Regions from separate parts of the Homo sapiens genome. Here region 2 is linked to region 1. A link is a loop called in an ENCODE intact Hi-C map of the cell type or tissue named here. Cell type or tissue: heart right ventricle. All regions are shown on one strand. Links, peaks and the distances in the headings refer to the core of each region. The heading gives the core; the rest is flanking DNA.

Region 1 (8,357 bases), core at 254-8,253:
TCCCCACCCACACCCAACATTTCATGTTCATCTACTCAAACCCTCCAAAATGTTCTGTTCTTTTGGAGGACCACCCCTGCAATCTCCCAAATTAGCCAGAATGACAGATTCACACATGGAGCAGTTATGTTTGGCATACTTTTTCTGTAAGGTCCTCTAGTCACTATTAAAGATGATCACCCCTACTGGTTTCCCCTCCAGACTCCTGAGAATCACTGAGAGAGGTGGTTGTGGCTCAACCCCATACTAGGCCATTTAAAACAAGGTTATTTGGCCAGGTGCAGTGGCTCATGCCTATAATCCCAGCAATTTGGGAGGCTGAGGTGGGCAGATCACCTGAGGTCAGGAGTTCGAGACCAGCCTGGCCAACATGGTGAAACCCCATCTCTACTAAAAAATACAAAAATTAGCCGGGCATGGTGGCAGGTGCCTGTAATCCCAGCTACTTGGGAGGCAGAGGCAGGAGAATCGTTTGAACCTGGAAGGTGGAGGTTGCAATGAGCTGAGATTGCACCACTGTACTCTAGCCTGGGTGACAGAGCGAGACTCCATCTCAAAACCAAAAAAACCAAAAAACCAAGGTTATTAAAGAGGTTAATCGGACCTCCTTAGCACTCTGGAGTGGGCAAAAAGAAAAAAAAGAGGTTAATTAGTAGCATATAATCAATAATGCATTAAATCAGTAGATGAACCATGGAAACTGAAAATTCCCTGTGCCACCAAAGTCCCTTTCTTTTGAATGCCCTTCACCTTGCTTATGGCTGATGATGAGGTCAGAAGTCTTTCTACTGGGGCTTCTGTCTACAGCCTCCACCAGGTGCCTCTGATCCATTTTTGCCTCTAGCGCTTGACTTGGACCTCAGCTGTGGATTCTGCTTCTACTTGTGCCACCTCAGACGCATCCTCAATTGAGTTTTCAGCTACTTAAAAAGTTTGAAACTCACAGCCTACATGCAGAACATTCAAACTCTTAACCTACAGGAAGTCCAAAATCTGCACGTCAGTTCCCTTGGTATAGATGCCCTTTTCATCTCCGGATCCAATATATTAACCCTAGCTATCAAGTTTTTTTCCAGGAAATGAAACCAACTTCTGGGTTGGTGCCTTTGAAAGATCCTTAAACATAATCACATGTGCGAAGACCTTTTTCCCAAATAAGGCAACATTTGCAAGTTCCAAGGATATCTTTGAATGGCCATTACCCAGCTGACTACAGCTGCTATCATTGGCTGAGCTGGAGGATCTGTGGACTAATAGTAAGAAGGGATGGGGGAAAATCTTCCAAGAAATAGACGACTATATTGAAAGCAATTAATCTCTGGATGAGTTATTTCTTTCTGTACAATTTTTCTCCATTTTCTAAGCTCAAAGCAATGCACAGTTAATACTTGTATAATAAGAAGTATTATAGGGGAAAAAATTGTAATGTAGATCATTTATTGACATTGAAATAGTTCCGTAATCACTAAATGAAAAAAAAAGCTACAAAACAATGTAAATTTTGATGATTTTTGTTTTAAAATATACACACACATAAAGTAAAAAATAGTGAAAGTGCATGCATCAAAATGTTAATAGTAGCCGGGCCTGGTGGCTCACGCCTGTAATCCTAACACCTTGGGAGGCTGAGGCAGGAGGATTGCTTGAGCCCAGGAGTTCAAGACCAGCTAGGGCAACACAGGGATACCTTGTCTCTACAAAAAATTTAAAAATTTAGCCAGGCATGGTGGTGTGTGCCTGTAGTTTCAGTTACTCAGGAGGCTGAGGTGGGAGGATCGTTTGATCCTGGGAGGTTGAGGCTGCAGCAAGCCACGATTATGCCATGGTACTGCAGCCTGGGCAACAGAGCCAGACCTTATCTCAAAGAAAAATTTTAAAAAAAGTTAATAGTGCTTACCTTTGAGTTGTAGAATTATGACTAATTTTTGTTTTACATTGTATTTCTGGTGTTTTCAAATTTTCTGCATCAATTACTCATAAATTTTATAATGAGATAAAAAGATAAGTATTATTTTTAAAAATAAGAGAGGCCAGGCATAGTGGCTTATGCCTGTACTCCTAGCACTTTGGGAGGCTGAGGCAGGAGGATCACTTGATCTCAGAAGTCTGAGACCAGCCCAGACAACATAGTGAGACTCCATCTCTACAAAAAAATTATTTTAAAAAAATTAGCTGGACTTGTGGCATGCAACCACAGTGCCAGCTACTTGGGAGACTGAAGTGGAAGGATCACTTGAGCCTGGGAGGTCGAGGCTGCAGTGAGCCATGATCGTAGCTACTGTACTCCAGCCTGTGTGACAGAGCAAGACCCTGCCTTTAAATAATAAATAAATAGAATAAAATAGGAGATATTAGAAATTAGAAGTATGTAAATGATAGGATAAGAAGTTATTGTGTTAGAACCCATAGGCCTTCATATTAAATTATTTTAATATCAGATGGCATGCTAGAATAATAATGTGACTCCTATAACTGGAACCATAGAATAGAATTTTTTAAATGCTCTCTGAATGTATAAAGAAAAAATAAGATTTAATTGTGACATTCTGACACCCACATGCTAGGGTAAGTTCAACACCTGTGCAGGCTGCCTTCCCTCCCAGACAGTTGTGTCTGAACACCACCGTGGACTAAAACTAACAAAACTAACAATTTATGATATTGGCACCCTTCTTCCCTATGTCATTCACAGGTCTGCTTCATTCCTACGGATTAAACACCTCTCCAGGATCCTAGATTCAAGCCATTGCTTCTCGCATTTCCACCTTCTCACTCCTAAATTAAATGAGGGCTGGCTCTGTCCAAGAACACAATCTTTACTTTGTAGAGAAGGTATCTACCTCACAATTGGCTTTGCATTTCTCCAAATTCCAGACTTCTGCTGGCAGGATGTTCTAGTCCCAAAAGTGACTCCTGGCGAGGCCAGATTCTGTTCCCACCATAAGGGATGGAGCCTCACAAATATGCAGCTATGTGCCTTTGTAGTCTCAGCCTCTCAAGAGTACATTTTCTTTAGAAATAGTTATCCATCTCTGCCTGTTGGTAATCACTAATTAAAGGTTTGGGTAAGATTTCCTCGCAGCAAGAATCCTGCTATGAATTTCCTTCCTCCTAAATCTTAGTCCCTTGCGAGACCACACCAGATGCCAATCTTGTACAATTAGGAGGTGGATTCAGAATCTGCCAGGATTCTGAATCCTGCATGTGACTGCACAAGCTTCTCATCCAACACATACACAGAGGACGCTGGACAAACGCCTATGCTTTGCTGCCAGTTCATGCTGGGCTCCAAACCCTATCAGATCTCTTGCCTCAGCAGCTGGACTGAACAAAGTGGACTCCCTGAGGTTACTTTTGCCCTCCTGACTTGAGAACGTCCCAGACACCAATCCCAAGGCAGTGAAGAGATGAAAAGATGAAAGCATTACAAGAGTTAACAAAAGCCGAGTCGCCAGAGGTCACTGACGGGGAAAGTCTCTCAGCCCACTTCTGTTTATAACCACTTTATTCCTTCAACAGAATCCCCTGCAGAATCATTTCTCTAAAACCTCCATCTATATCTGAAATCCCCATTTTGTCCTGGAGTCTCTTCAGAGATCTTTTTTCTTTGGAAGGAAGGACGGAAGCCTTGAGCACCCCCTGGAGGTAGGCGTGTGCTAGTAAGCGTCTCCTTGGACTGTGGTTCTTTTTGTACCAGTTGGTAGTAGCTTTCGTACCAGTTCGTTGATACTTTTGTCACCTGGATTGCTGACTTTCGCTGGTTTCCAGTGCTGCCTCTAGGTGACCTATCTACAACTTCTATGACAGCTGACTGTCATAGGGGCTTCCACCTTCTTTGTATTCTAGCCTTGATAAGGGGAAGGATCCCTTGCCCTGCTGCAGAAATAAAACAGCCTGTTTCTCAGCCTTGTCCTCCATTTTCTCCTGTAAGACAGTTTGTTACTCATACAATTCTACTTGACATCTCTCCAACTTGCGTTGCTCCCTTCTTCTGTATCCTTATTACTGCTCTTCAATTTGTGTAAAATTATTGTCCTACCTTCAGCCCTTATCCTTATGAAAACCTTTTCCATTCTTTAAAAGCCCAGTTCACTGGCCACTTTCCCCACACCTACCTCTGAAATCCTGTAAAACTTATTTACAAAGTTCTTATCATACACTGCCTTGTATTTTAGTTATATCTGTATATATTATCTTACTGTATCCAACCAATTACCCAGCACGGTGTCTAAGATGCAGTATTCAGTTAATAATCATTAGATAAAAGTTGAATTAAGTTGTTGAGGGCTGTTTTCAAACACCCAATTTTCTAAGAATAGAGAAAACATTACTGTTAAAGATGAAAAAATACAAAGAAAGGAAGAAATAGAAGAAAGAGATGGGGCAGACAGAGATACAGGAAAGAATGGTGACTATGTAACTATAAGTCATGACGAATTCTCTCCTGAGAATACCAGTATGTTATAGAAAGAACACTGACTAAGTGTCAGAAAACTCAGCTCAAGTCCCATTTGGTTTTTAATGAACTGAATGATCACTAACCTACTCTCTGGGCCTCAGCGTTTTCTCTAAAGAACCAAAGCAGTGGGTTATATGACCTCTGAAGTTTATTACCATGTTGACATTGTATGACCATCTCTCTATTCAAGCATAGTGGTAGGATGGCGCTCAGATTGCACCTGTCACAGAGACTGGCATACTATGTGTGCTAATAAGTGCCAGTTCCTCTTTTCTTCGCACATAATGGAAATATTCTGCAACATTCTCAATTTTAATAAGGAGAAAAGTTCATCTTTATCCATTGAGGATAACATGGTAAAAGAGAATTGTACTACGTATTTAATTTAATTTTATGGAAGAATTTTTCAGTGGTTAAGTCTATTTTTAATTCCAGGTCTTGCCATATGCTGTTTCAAGGGGAAGCTTCTATTCTACAACAAACTACTTTTTGAGTCAAATGAAGAACTGAAAAATAGTTAGGCTTAAACAAATTCTTAGTCAACCACATCATGGTCTGGAAAGACACAAAAATCATTTGGCAAAGATTGCTCTAAATACAGTGAGAAAGGAGAAAGGCAGCAGGTGATGCCAATCAAAAAGGAGAATGCACTTTGGGAGGCTGAGGCGGGTGGATCACAAGGTCAGGAGATCGAGACCATCCTGGCTAACACAGTGAAACCCTCTCTCTACTAAAAATACAAAAAATTAGCCAGGCGTAATGGCGGGCGCCTGTAGTCCCAGCTACTCCGGAGGCTGAGGCAGGAGAATGGTGTGAACCCGGGAGGCAGAGGTTGCAGTGAGCTGAGATGGCGCCACTGAACTCCAGCCTGGGCGACAGAGCTGGACTCCGTCTCAAAAAAAAAAAAAAAAAAAAGGAGAATGACTTTAAATAAGATATTAGGAGATTCTGGAGAATTAAACTAAAGTTTTTGGAACCTATGACAATTGCAGATGTTCAGATTAATATGTGTAGGAACAACTTTTGTATCCGTGATTTTAAAGGAATAAGGAGTTCTATTTGTGGGACTTTTCACATTTACTAAACTTTAGTTCTTTATTTTTCTAAAAACTGATTTAATTTCACTATTTTATCAGGATGTTTTCCTGACTTACTTAAAAGAAGTCTAAACTACCTGCCATTCCTGCAAAAACATGGTGTTCTTTCACTCGTCTGTGTTTTTGTGGGTGCTGTTTCCTTCTCCTGGAAGTCCTCCCTCCTATTCTACCCTCCAAAACCTATTTTAAATCTCTGTGAAGACATGCTGTACTCCAGTCAGCAAAGTAAGTTGCTCCACTGTGGTCCACCAGTCTTGGCTCATAGCTCTCTTATTTTCATAATCACTGAGGCCCTCACTGGGTGAACACCAGTTACACCCAGTTGGGCATCAGTGTAGGATTTGAGGAGGAAGCTGATTAGGACACCAGCACTCAATTATAAGAAGCTAGGAGCCTTTCTTTATTGAACATCTAATACTATTATCTGTTAAAAAACTTTATTTAATGTTTTCCTCTGATGCTGTTCTGAGTATATTCTGAGAGGCTCTTAATAGAAGTGAAATTGTGTGGGGGAGTGGGGGGGGGATCTACAAGAGGAGGGTGCTGAGATAGGAGGGTAAAGATAAGAAACTCCAGTCCCAGAAGTCTTTGCAAGATGCAAGATCTAAGTTTACCCATTCCCATATTCTCACTTAGTTGACCTTTTATGGTTCTTCAGATTTCAGCTTCCTCAGGAAAGTGTTTCATGATCTTTCTTTTGAGAACAATCACAACATCATAAACCTCTCATCCATAGTATTTAACATAGTTGTAAATGTATCTGTATATGTGATTTTTTGATGGGCATCTGTTTCCACTAGCAGACTCATGAAAATAGAGACTTATATCTGGTTTTGCTCACCATTATTCTCTAGGATAAAACCTGGTACATAGTACGATTTCAATATTAGCAGAGCAAATTAATATTTTTGCATAAAAGGCAGTAGGGTAAACCAAATTGAAACATGGATTTGAAGGAACTGCTTAAAGTAACTTATCAGTATTGCTAATCATCAACGACAGAATCCGACAGGTTTGAGAATTTTGTGAAACGGCATGAAAGCTTTTTCCCTCCTGACAACAAACATATGGTATCTTTTCCAACATCACTTCTTCAGCTCTCTGACATCAATTGACTGTCCAACAATTCAATTAATTTCTGACATTATCTACCTGGAGTTAGCATCAGATCCCATAATTCAAAGGGTTCAGTCCTACAAGACTGCCCCCACTTCAAATGCTGTTTGCAAGTTTTGGGCCACCAGTACTTCTGACTAACCAGCTGTAAATCAGGGTTCCTTTGACCCCCTCCTCATGTTTGACAATTTGCTAGAAAGCTCACACAACTTAAAAAGGCACTTTGCTTATGTTTACTGGTTTATTATAAAGGATACAAATGAACAGCCAGATGGAGAAGTATATAAGGTGAGATTCAGAAGGGAATGTGCAGGAGCATCTGTCCCCGTGGAGCTGGGGTGCACCACCCTCCCAGTACGTTGGGTGTTCACCATCCTGGAAGCTCCCTAAACCCCATTGTTTAGGGGGTTTTTGTGAAGGTTTCATTACATAGGCATGGTTGATTAAATCATTGGGAAATGGTAAACAAATTTCATCTCCAACCCCTCTCTCCTCCTTGGAGGCTGAGGGTTAGGGCTAAAATTCCAAGCTTCTAACCAAGGCTTAGATATTCTGGCAATCAGCCCCCATTCTGAAGCAGCTGTCTAGGGGCCAAGAGCTGCTTCATTAGAACAAAAGATCCTCGCATCATCCTTATTACCCAGGAAATTCCAAGGGTTTTAGGAGCTCTGTGCCAGGAACAGGGACAATAACCAAATATATTCCTACGGTACCACAGGGTGGCAATAAATTTAAAAGTGTACATTTAAGGGTATATACAGTTAATAAGTAGGCTGTAATCATGATGCCAACAATGTTGTTAACCAAGGTTTCAAGGTAATGACAAATCATTAGGTTGCACTTGCATTTCATTGTAATTTATTAATACTAACTTCTTGAATAGACATATTAATGACATCAGCATGCCTTCACTCAGTAATTACAACCCTCTCCTTCCCACTCCATCTAGCCCCAACACCATCTTATTCTGAGTCATTTATTTGATAATTAGATGTACAGACACCCATGAGAATATGTAGCTAAATAAAAATTCTGATGCTGTGTTCCTGATAGCTTTTCTAAGGAGGCAGAGATAGATGACTTTTAACAACCATGGCCCATTCACAAGACTTACAAGTTTAGACCTCAACTTCCTTTGCTTTTCCTATTCTCCAACACTTAACATAGTAAAACATACTTTCTGGTACAAACTATAAATAAGTTGACAATTTAAAGGAATAAGTTAGACCTTATCAACCTATATACTGCAACTCAACTCAAAACTGATACTGACAGAGTAATAGAAAGCAAATCACATACAATCTATAGATTGAGACATTCAGTCATTAATTCCCTCAACAAATATGTGTTGAATGCCTCCTATATACCTGACTCTAGACATATAGGAGACCTATACGAGGTGTATAGGACATGAAGTGAATTCAACATGTAACCTGCTTTCATAAAACTCCCAATCCTGTTGAGGAGAGAAAAAAATCCATAATTAAAACTAAGATAAAAGAAGGGTTCTACTAAAGTGTAGGAAAAAGGCAACCAACTCAGGTTAGGTGGCTAGGAGAGATTTTCCTGGCAAGCTACGTTTTGAAGGATGAGCTAAATGAAAAGAGTGAGGTAGGAATAAGAGGGGATTTTAAACAAAAGGAAACATATATTATGGAGATCACAACTTAACCAGTAAGCTGTCA
Region 2 (8,357 bases), core at 190-8,189, 350 kb before region 1:
AAAAGACAAAAAACAACAGATGCTGGTGAGGTTTAGCAGAAAAGGGAACACTTATACACTGCTGGTGGGAGTATTAAAGAACACGTGGAAAGCAGTGTGAAGATTTCTCAAAGAACTTAAAACAGAAATACCATTCAACCCAGCAATCTCGCTACTGGATATATACCCTAAGGAAAATAAATCATTCTGTGAAACAGACACATGGACTCATGTTCATCGCAGCACTGTTCACAGTAGCAAACACATAAAATCAACCAAGATGCTAATCAGTGGTGGACTAGATAAAGAAAATGTGGTACACATACACCATGGAATGCTACACAGCCATAAAAAGAACAAAATCGTGTCCTTTGTAGCAACATGGATGCAGCTGGAGGCCATTATCCTAAGCAAACTAATGCAAGAACCCAAAAGCAATACTGCATGTTCTCACTATAAGTGCAAGCTAAACATTGAATAAACATGAACACAAAGATGGGAAAAATAGACACTGTCTATTACAAGCCATAAATTGTGGGGAAAAAAAAAAGTACAAATTGTGGGGCCACAAGGCGAGGTTATTTATCACTAGTTAGGACAATAAGAAGAGGCTTCTCAAGATGAATTTAAATATTAAAGGATACAACATCTCTTTTTGAATTCCCAAGATGAGGGTTTATAGAAGTAGTTAGGTGTCACTGGCATTAAAGGAATTGTATTTTGTTGAAGATGAGTACCATGAATGGTTTTGAATATGTATTTCAGCTTTGCAATTAACATTATAGTGAGGTATGTGCCTTCTAAGTTAGATTGCTCTTTAATAAGGCTTTTGGAAGTACTGCATTACTACTACTACTATTACTTTTATTAGCCTTACAGTTTATAGCTGAGAATCCAGTATAATTTGGGAACTGCAGTTCAAAACCATGCAGTTAATGGCTCAGTTTCTAGCTAGTTAATGGCTGAGCCACAACTAGACTTCAAGACTCCTAGCACCCAAATAGAGATCTTTTATATCATGCACTCATGCCTTGATGGAATCTTATTCTGAACTTCTGTCATTGCTAATGCTGTTAAGTAAATATCTTTCATTTTAATCTACATTGTATGTAAAACATTAGCTATCAAACCTCAAACTCCATTTTATATGTCCAGAAAGGTATTAGGGCAGAACTGCCATCCCTCCCAGCCTCCACAGAATTAGGAAAGGAGTCATTGGGAGGCTTCTGGATATTCACGCCTTCACAAAGTCATTAAAATAGTCATTTTGGGCCAAGTGCGGTGGCTCATGCCTGTAATCCTAGCACTTTGGGAGGCCAAAGTGGGTGGATCCCTTGAGCTCAGGAGTTCAAGACCATCCTGAGAAACATGGCAAAACCCCCTCTTTACAAAAAATTAAAAAATTAGCCAGGCATGGTAGCATGCGCCTGTAATCCCAGCTACTCTGGAGGTGATGTGGGAGGATGACTTGCACCTGGGAGGCAGAAGTTGGAATGACCCTGCATTTTTAGCTTGGGCGACGGAGCCAGACCCTGTCTCATTAAAAAAAAAAAAAAAAAAAAAAAGAGAGTCATTTATTTTAAGCTTTCTAGATACTGAGCCAGGATGCTGAGATAGTGCAGGAAGGGATACACTGTGTGTTCTATAGGTAACTTTGCAGAGCCAAAGCAGTATGGGATAACTACATATGAAAAAAATGATTGTGATATGTCCATTTTTAGTAAATAAACTTCTGGCTTTTCACTGAGAGGCGTTTGGGAAATATTTATTGCAAGATTTTATGACAGAAAATGATGGAGTAGATTCTGGAAAGGTTGGCTGGAGTCCTGAGTCTTTCAAACCCAGGATGCTCACCTGTCCTTACATCACGGTGTATGTTTTAGAGACCTCAGACACAGTCGGGAGAGGAAAACACACATGGCCACAAAAGGGAGGTCACATGCTGGATGAAGATCTCCCTAGCATTATCTGCATGATTTTGCAATGAATTTTAAAGCTGCTCATTTTTTTAAAGTTCTGCTGCAGTGTGCTTCTGTCTTCCTATCTGTCTGAGAAGGGTCTTGCCTCATCTATACTTTATAATTGGGGGCCAGGTAAAGCACCATGCACAGAGCAGGCATTGAATAGATGTTTGTAGTTACTGACAGATTCGACGTCTATTTGTCAGATATTCTAAGTGTAACCTTCCTGGAAGATAATTGCTTTTACTTTGTGAATATTTTTCTAGGATTCTCACCCTTTACTGAGAGAAATCTTCTGGGTGGTCAGGAACTGTGAATCCTTGTAAATGTTTATGAAAGTCCCCATGATTTATAGCACATTATCAAATGCAAAAATAGATGTTGAGGTACTATCATTAGCCCATTGGAAAAATGCAGCTATTAAGCAGACAGTCCAATTGGCTTACTAATTTTCTTAAAGTGTGTGAAACAATGAATCTTAATAGAGTTTATGTATAAAGCATTTGTGCTTTAATGGGTCCACATTTTCACTCATATTTTATTAAAATCCTTTGCCATAAGCTGCAGTTAGGTAAGTAATTATACATTAGTCAGAGAGTTAAAAACATAAAAGCCAGGTAACTAAGGTAATTGAGCAGGATGAGGTCATTTTTCCTCCAGCACCAGATGGGTACCACAGGTAAAAACCGTAACACTTGATCTCTTCCATATGACTTAGAAAGAGATTAATGTTGGCATTGGTTTTAACTTTTAAATATTTTATAGTAAAAATTATTACTAAATGGTAAGTTATTGTTTTAAAATGAAACATTTGTTAGTATGCTTTTTGTGCAACAGCCAAGTTTAAAATTCTAATTCTAAAATGGAAAATAATATAAAAATTCAACTCTGCATCTGAAACAAAGAGTAATCTTCTCTTAGCTGATAATTTTCTGTGAACTGTGGTGGTATCATGATGACACCTTTTGGTGGGAGCCTATTAAATTATTCTCAATACTTTCATATTTGAGAAGACACTACTTAATGTACTAATGTATTAGATCTTTTTGTTGTGTCATCTGTGTGCTTTTCAGTTGGAAAGTATTGTGGTATATTTGCATTCATGTATATGCTCAAATTAGTTAGCATACAGAGTAGTGCAAACTTGGTTAGAAAAGTCACAGACATAAAGACAGCCTGACTGGAAGTCTGAGTGTGCAGGCAGCATGTCTACAGAGAAAAAGCGTGTTTTCATATTAACAAGTTTCTCCACTTTGGAGCTGAATGGTCTACAAAGATCTATGTGGATTGCCAATTCAGTGATCCAAATCAATGAAGGTTGACAACAGCAAACCTTATGGATTAGTCTTTCCACGCATCATCGTACTTGCAGAAGGCAGCCATTCTATGCTTTAGTTACCCAGAATTTGAAGAAGCTTGACCTGGAGCAACAACTGAAGGGAAAGAGGAAGGGGCACTATACAGAGATAGAGCTAGAGATATATGCCCTTTTTCTATATCTCAGACACTATGCTAGGTGCTTTAAATATTAGCTTATTTAATCCTTACAATAGCTCTTAGAGTAGAATTGTTATCCTTCTCCCTTGACAGATGATGCAACTGAAGTTCCTCAAAAAGATTAAGTAACCTATTCAGGGTCACAGAGATAACAGTGATGGATCTAGGATTAAAGCCCATGTCTGCCTGATTCGTTCATGCATCCACTCATGTGTTTATCTGACAAGCATTTATTGTGTGTCTATTGTGCTTAGTGAGGAAATACAGTGGTGCACAAGAATTACATTATCCTCACCCTCATGAGAGTTTCCAGCCACTTAAATAATTACAAAGGTTATATTTTATGCTTTCTACCACACTTAACTACTGATACATTTATTTAAGGCTAGGTACTTATTCTTTTAAGATTAGTGGAAATTAAAAGATAAAAATGTGTTAAGGAAGACTATAATCTGAAAAGTCTACTTTAGTACCCAAACCAAACCTATGAAAGTACTCCTGCTTACTATAAACATCTGTGAACAGTGGGTCTTGATTTTCCCTTTTAAAAGGTGTTTTTGATTTTTTTATTATTAGGTATGAAACCAGTTAATAGCTGATGAGCAGTTATTAGTACATTATTATTATTCGCATGTGTAAATCTCAACCATTTTAAAAGTACTTCAATGTGTGCTTTTATTTGCTGTTTGTAACAACCCTGCCCAAACCTAATTTTTTTGGATCCTGATTCTAATTCTTAAGTCTTTTGGATCCTAGCTTCTTCGTGCTCATAGAAAATTGTAGTTTTGTTTTCATTTTCTTTGAAAAATTAATAGACATTTAATTAATGTCTCTCTGCCAAACACTGTGGAGAAATAAAATTATTGAAAAGCTCAGTTCTTTGCTCTTAAAAGACCTAGATACGGGCAACAGATATAGATGAATAACATAAGAGAGGGAGTCTCTTAGAAAGTTTTGGGTGGAGGGAATGCTATACATGGGCTAAACATGGAATTCACCAGAATCAAGAATCCAATCATTTCATGATGTTCCACCATTGTGGTGAATGTTAGATCTGGGGACATGGAAGCAATCAGGATAGAAAGCCAGTATTAAGTCCCAGAGGTACCTTATCTAGAGTAAACAAAAGTAGGGAGGCAAAGATGGAATTTTTCACTTTCGTATGTCTCCTTTCTAAACAGGTATATTTCTTCATAGCTAACCAGCACAATGGAAAACTCAGGGAAAGCAAATAAAAAGGATACACATGACGGGCCACCAAAAGAAATTAAACTGCCTACCAGTGAAGCACTTCTAGACTATCAGTAAGTTTTTATTCTGAAATCTGAAAGTTGCCATAGATAAAAGGCAGTCATTGTTAAGACTCATATAACTGCAAATGCAAACAATACATGCAGCAGCTGCCAAAAGAATAGAGGTGGGTTTGGAGGCCTAATTGCACTCTTGTGCTATGCACATATTTTTAAAGGTTTTTGAAACTTTGAATATAACATAGTCCAAGTAGTAGCTATGACTACTTAGACTATTTTATGAAATGAAATGAGAGCTGCTATGAAACAGCTTTCATTGATGTACTATTGGCTCCTTCAGTTGTTTATTGGTTACTCTCACCTATGTATACAACAGCTTGCTAGCTTACCTCTTAAAATACAACACAGAATGGTTAGTTTACATTTATAGAGAGTAGAAGAGGCCGGGCATGGTGGCTCACACCTGTATTCCCAGCCCTTTGGGAGACCAAAGCAGGCGGATCACCTGAGGTTGGGAGTTCGAGACCAGCCTGACCAACATGGTGAAACCAGGTCTCCACTAAAAATCCAAAAATTAGTCGGGCATGGTGGCGCGTGCCTGTAATCCCAGCTTCTCGGGAGACTGAGGCAGGAGAATTGCTCAAACCCAGGAGGCAGACGTTGCAGTGAGCCAAGATCATGCCACTGCACTCCAGCCTGGGCAACAGAGCAAGATTCCATTGAGGTTCCATCTCGAAAAAAAAAAAAAAAGAGAGAATGGAAGAGAAATTTTCCCTTTATGTGACCTTTTATTTCTTAGACATTCCAACTTACATTATTCCTAAATGGCTACATATCAAATCCAAATGATTTACAGAAAATTCTTTTTAATAATAATAAAATTTTATAATGTCTCACTCCTAGGAGCTGGAGACAAAACCATGGGTAACATTTATTCCATATTTATGTTTTATTCCAACAAATAGCTCCTTGAGGGTCTGTGAACCTTAGCTTTTGGCACAAGGTAAGTGTTTTAACTTGTAATTCTTACAGAATTAATAGATAAGTGTTAGTCTTTTCTTGCATAAGGCTGAAATATACTTCATTCATGTACTTATTCAATAAATACTTGGGTGTTTACCAAGTGCAAGTCAAGTGCTGGGTACTGGAATGTAGCAGCAAACAGGACCACATGGTCCCTGCCTTGATGAAGCATGGGAGACAGACAATAAACCACTAATTTGAGCTTTAAAAAAAATGACAGGGTGGTATGGTGGCTCATGCCTATAATCCCAGCCCTTTGAGAGGCCAAGGCAGGTGGATGAGCCCAGGAGTTTGAGATCAGCCTGAGTAACATGATGAAAACTCATCTTTACAAAATAAAAATTAGTCCCTGCTATTTAGGAGGTGGAGACGGGAGGATTGCCTGAGCCCAGGGAGGTCAAGGTTACAGTGAGCCATGATTGTGTCACTGCACTCCAGCCTTGGTGACAGAGAGGGACCCTGTCTCAAAAAAACAAAACAAAAAAAAAAAACAGAAAAAAACATGGCTATAATAAAGGTACTATAAAAGAAAACTGTAGGGTGCTGTTTAACAGTGTAACTAAAGGACTTTAGTCAGAGGAGTTAGGAAAAACTTGTTTGAGAAAGCTTTGAGCTGATTTCTGGAAAAGGAACAGGCATTATGGAAACTCAGAGCAGTGAAGAGCATGACTTATGGAAGACAGGAGGGTAGGAAAGAGCTTATCACAGGCCAGAAACTGAGAAAAGGGAGGGTGAGGGAGGCAGGGCAAGAGCAGATGCTGGTGATTTAGGCAAGGGTCAGATCAAGAAGAACACTTGGGTTTTTATTAGAGGAGTATAAAGTTGAAGATGGAGAGCCCATGATGCTAGTGACTAGGTCTTTGTTTAAGAGAGTTGTTGTTGTTTAAAGACAGAGTCTCACTCTGTCACCCAGGCTGGAGTGTAGTAGCCTGATTATAGCTCATTGCAGTATCAAACTCCTGGGCTCAAGTGTTCCTCCTGCCTCAGATTTCTGAGTAGCTGGGAAGACAGGCATACACCACCAGGCCCAGCTAATTTTTTAATTTTGGGTAGAGCTGGGTCTTAAACTCCTGGCCTCAAGCGATCCTCCTGCCTCAGCCTCCCAAAGTGCTGGGATTTCAGGCATGAGCCACCTCACCTGGCCAAGAAGGATTTTAGATTTTAAAATCTAAAAGAAGGATTTATTTTAAAAAATGTACCATAAAAGATGTATGTTGTCCTTAACAACATTCAGGGAAAATCTGTCTCCTTCTTTGGAGATCCCAATATATTCGTATGAACTTTTTAGGATTGAGTGAAGGGATCAGAACACCAAGAGAGAAGAGGCTTTCACCTGTTTCCTTTTATTTTCTACTTGAAATAACATTAACTAATAACTAGATACTATTCATACTCATTTCTCAACATAACTGAAAACTTTGTTCATCTCATCTTAGGAGAGGTGGACAAAAAGCCAAGCTCTGTGAATGTAACCTGGTCTCTAATTTGCTCCCATGGTGTAACTGGTGACATCCAGTTAACAGCTGTTTTTCTCTCTTTTGGGTGGACCAGAAACCAGTCTTTCTCCTCTTTAACAAAGGTTTACAAAAAGGCAAACGTTTAAAAATTCTCATGATCTAGTGCAAGTTATAAACTGAACATCTCATACCCTTGTTCTTTTGTATTTGGTAAAACTAAATAAATAATCTCATGGACTGGAACAGCCAAGGCCTTGCTGTACCATGCTCTACTGATGACAGTTTATGCATTCCATGTGTTCCTCGGTGACAGAACTGTTGTCACATGACACATAGCCAAGACATTTCCTCTCACCATCTGAGGAAGGATTGTCCAGGAGTTCCCTGGCGCCTCTTATATCTCTCTCAGCTCCTAACAAAGCAGTGAGCACATAGTAGATAGTTAATTCATGGTTTTTGAGCAACTGAACTTTTTTCAAATTTATCCCAAGAAAAGAAAGTCATGAACTTCTATGGTTGTTTGTGAAGAGCTGATACTACCAATGTTCAGTCTATAAAATTATCGTCTCTGAATAATGATGGTTTTTATTTTCTCCTTTATACTTGTCTTGCCCCCCGTTTTCTACAATAAGTATGGATATAGATATAGAAACGGGTGAGAATATGGTCGTGAGTGAAAAAATGGAGATTATGATATAGATTTTTTTGAAAGTCAAGTTTATTTGGATCAGTGATTTGTTTGTTTTTGAGACAAGAGTCTCACTCTGTCACCCAGGCTGGAGTGCAGTGGCATGATCTCGGCTCACTACAACCCCCGCCTCCTGGATTCAAGCAATTCTCCCACCTCAGCCTCCCCAGTAGCTGGAATTACAGGCATGTGCCACCACACCCAGCTAATTTTTTGTGTTTTTAGTAGAGATGGGGTTTTGCCATGTTGGCCAGGCTGGTCTTGAACTCCTGATCTTGGCCTCCTGCCTTGGCCTCCCAAAGTGCTGGGAGCCTCCCAAAGTGCTGGGATTACAGGTGTTAGCCATGTTTGTTTATTTTTATAGAGACAGGGTCTCCCTATGTTGACCAGGCTGGTCTCAAACTCCTGGGCTCAAGGGATCAGCCCACCTCAACCTCCTGAAATGTTAGGATTACAGGCGTGAGCCACTGCGCCCAGCCCAGATTTGTGTTTTTATATGAAT

The links. A loop is a pair of places that touch in the nucleus more often than their neighbours do. Peaks named below come from ENCODE experiments on the same cell type or tissue, not always from the same donor. Only the 100,000 strongest peaks of a DNase experiment are listed, where the experiment ranks them.
Region 2: a loop joins it to region 1, with 2.9 times the contacts of the local background. A loop is called at or near these places in 77 of 110 quality-filtered maps.

What each region holds. Positions count from the first base shown.
Region 1 is chr11:86,215,016-86,223,372 of GRCh38, forward strand. No RefSeq gene overlaps it. Among named protein-coding and RNA genes, the nearest start is that of EED, 26 kb to the right of the region's middle. In heart right ventricle, for the core only: a CTCF peak has its summit at 3,645 (motif pointing left); DNase peaks (open chromatin) are centred at 3,335 and 3,646; H3K4me3 peaks cover 922 bases; H3K27ac peaks cover 335 bases.
Region 2 is chr11:85,860,478-85,868,834 of GRCh38, forward strand. CCDC83 (coiled-coil domain containing 83) reads left to right here. Exons shown (of 11, transcript NM_001286159.2): 2 at 4,619-4,741. The coding sequence starts at 4,647. Among named protein-coding and RNA genes, the nearest start is that of CCDC83, 9.3 kb to the left of the region's middle. In heart right ventricle, for the core only: no CTCF peak of the experiment used is centred there; no DNase peak of the experiment used is centred there.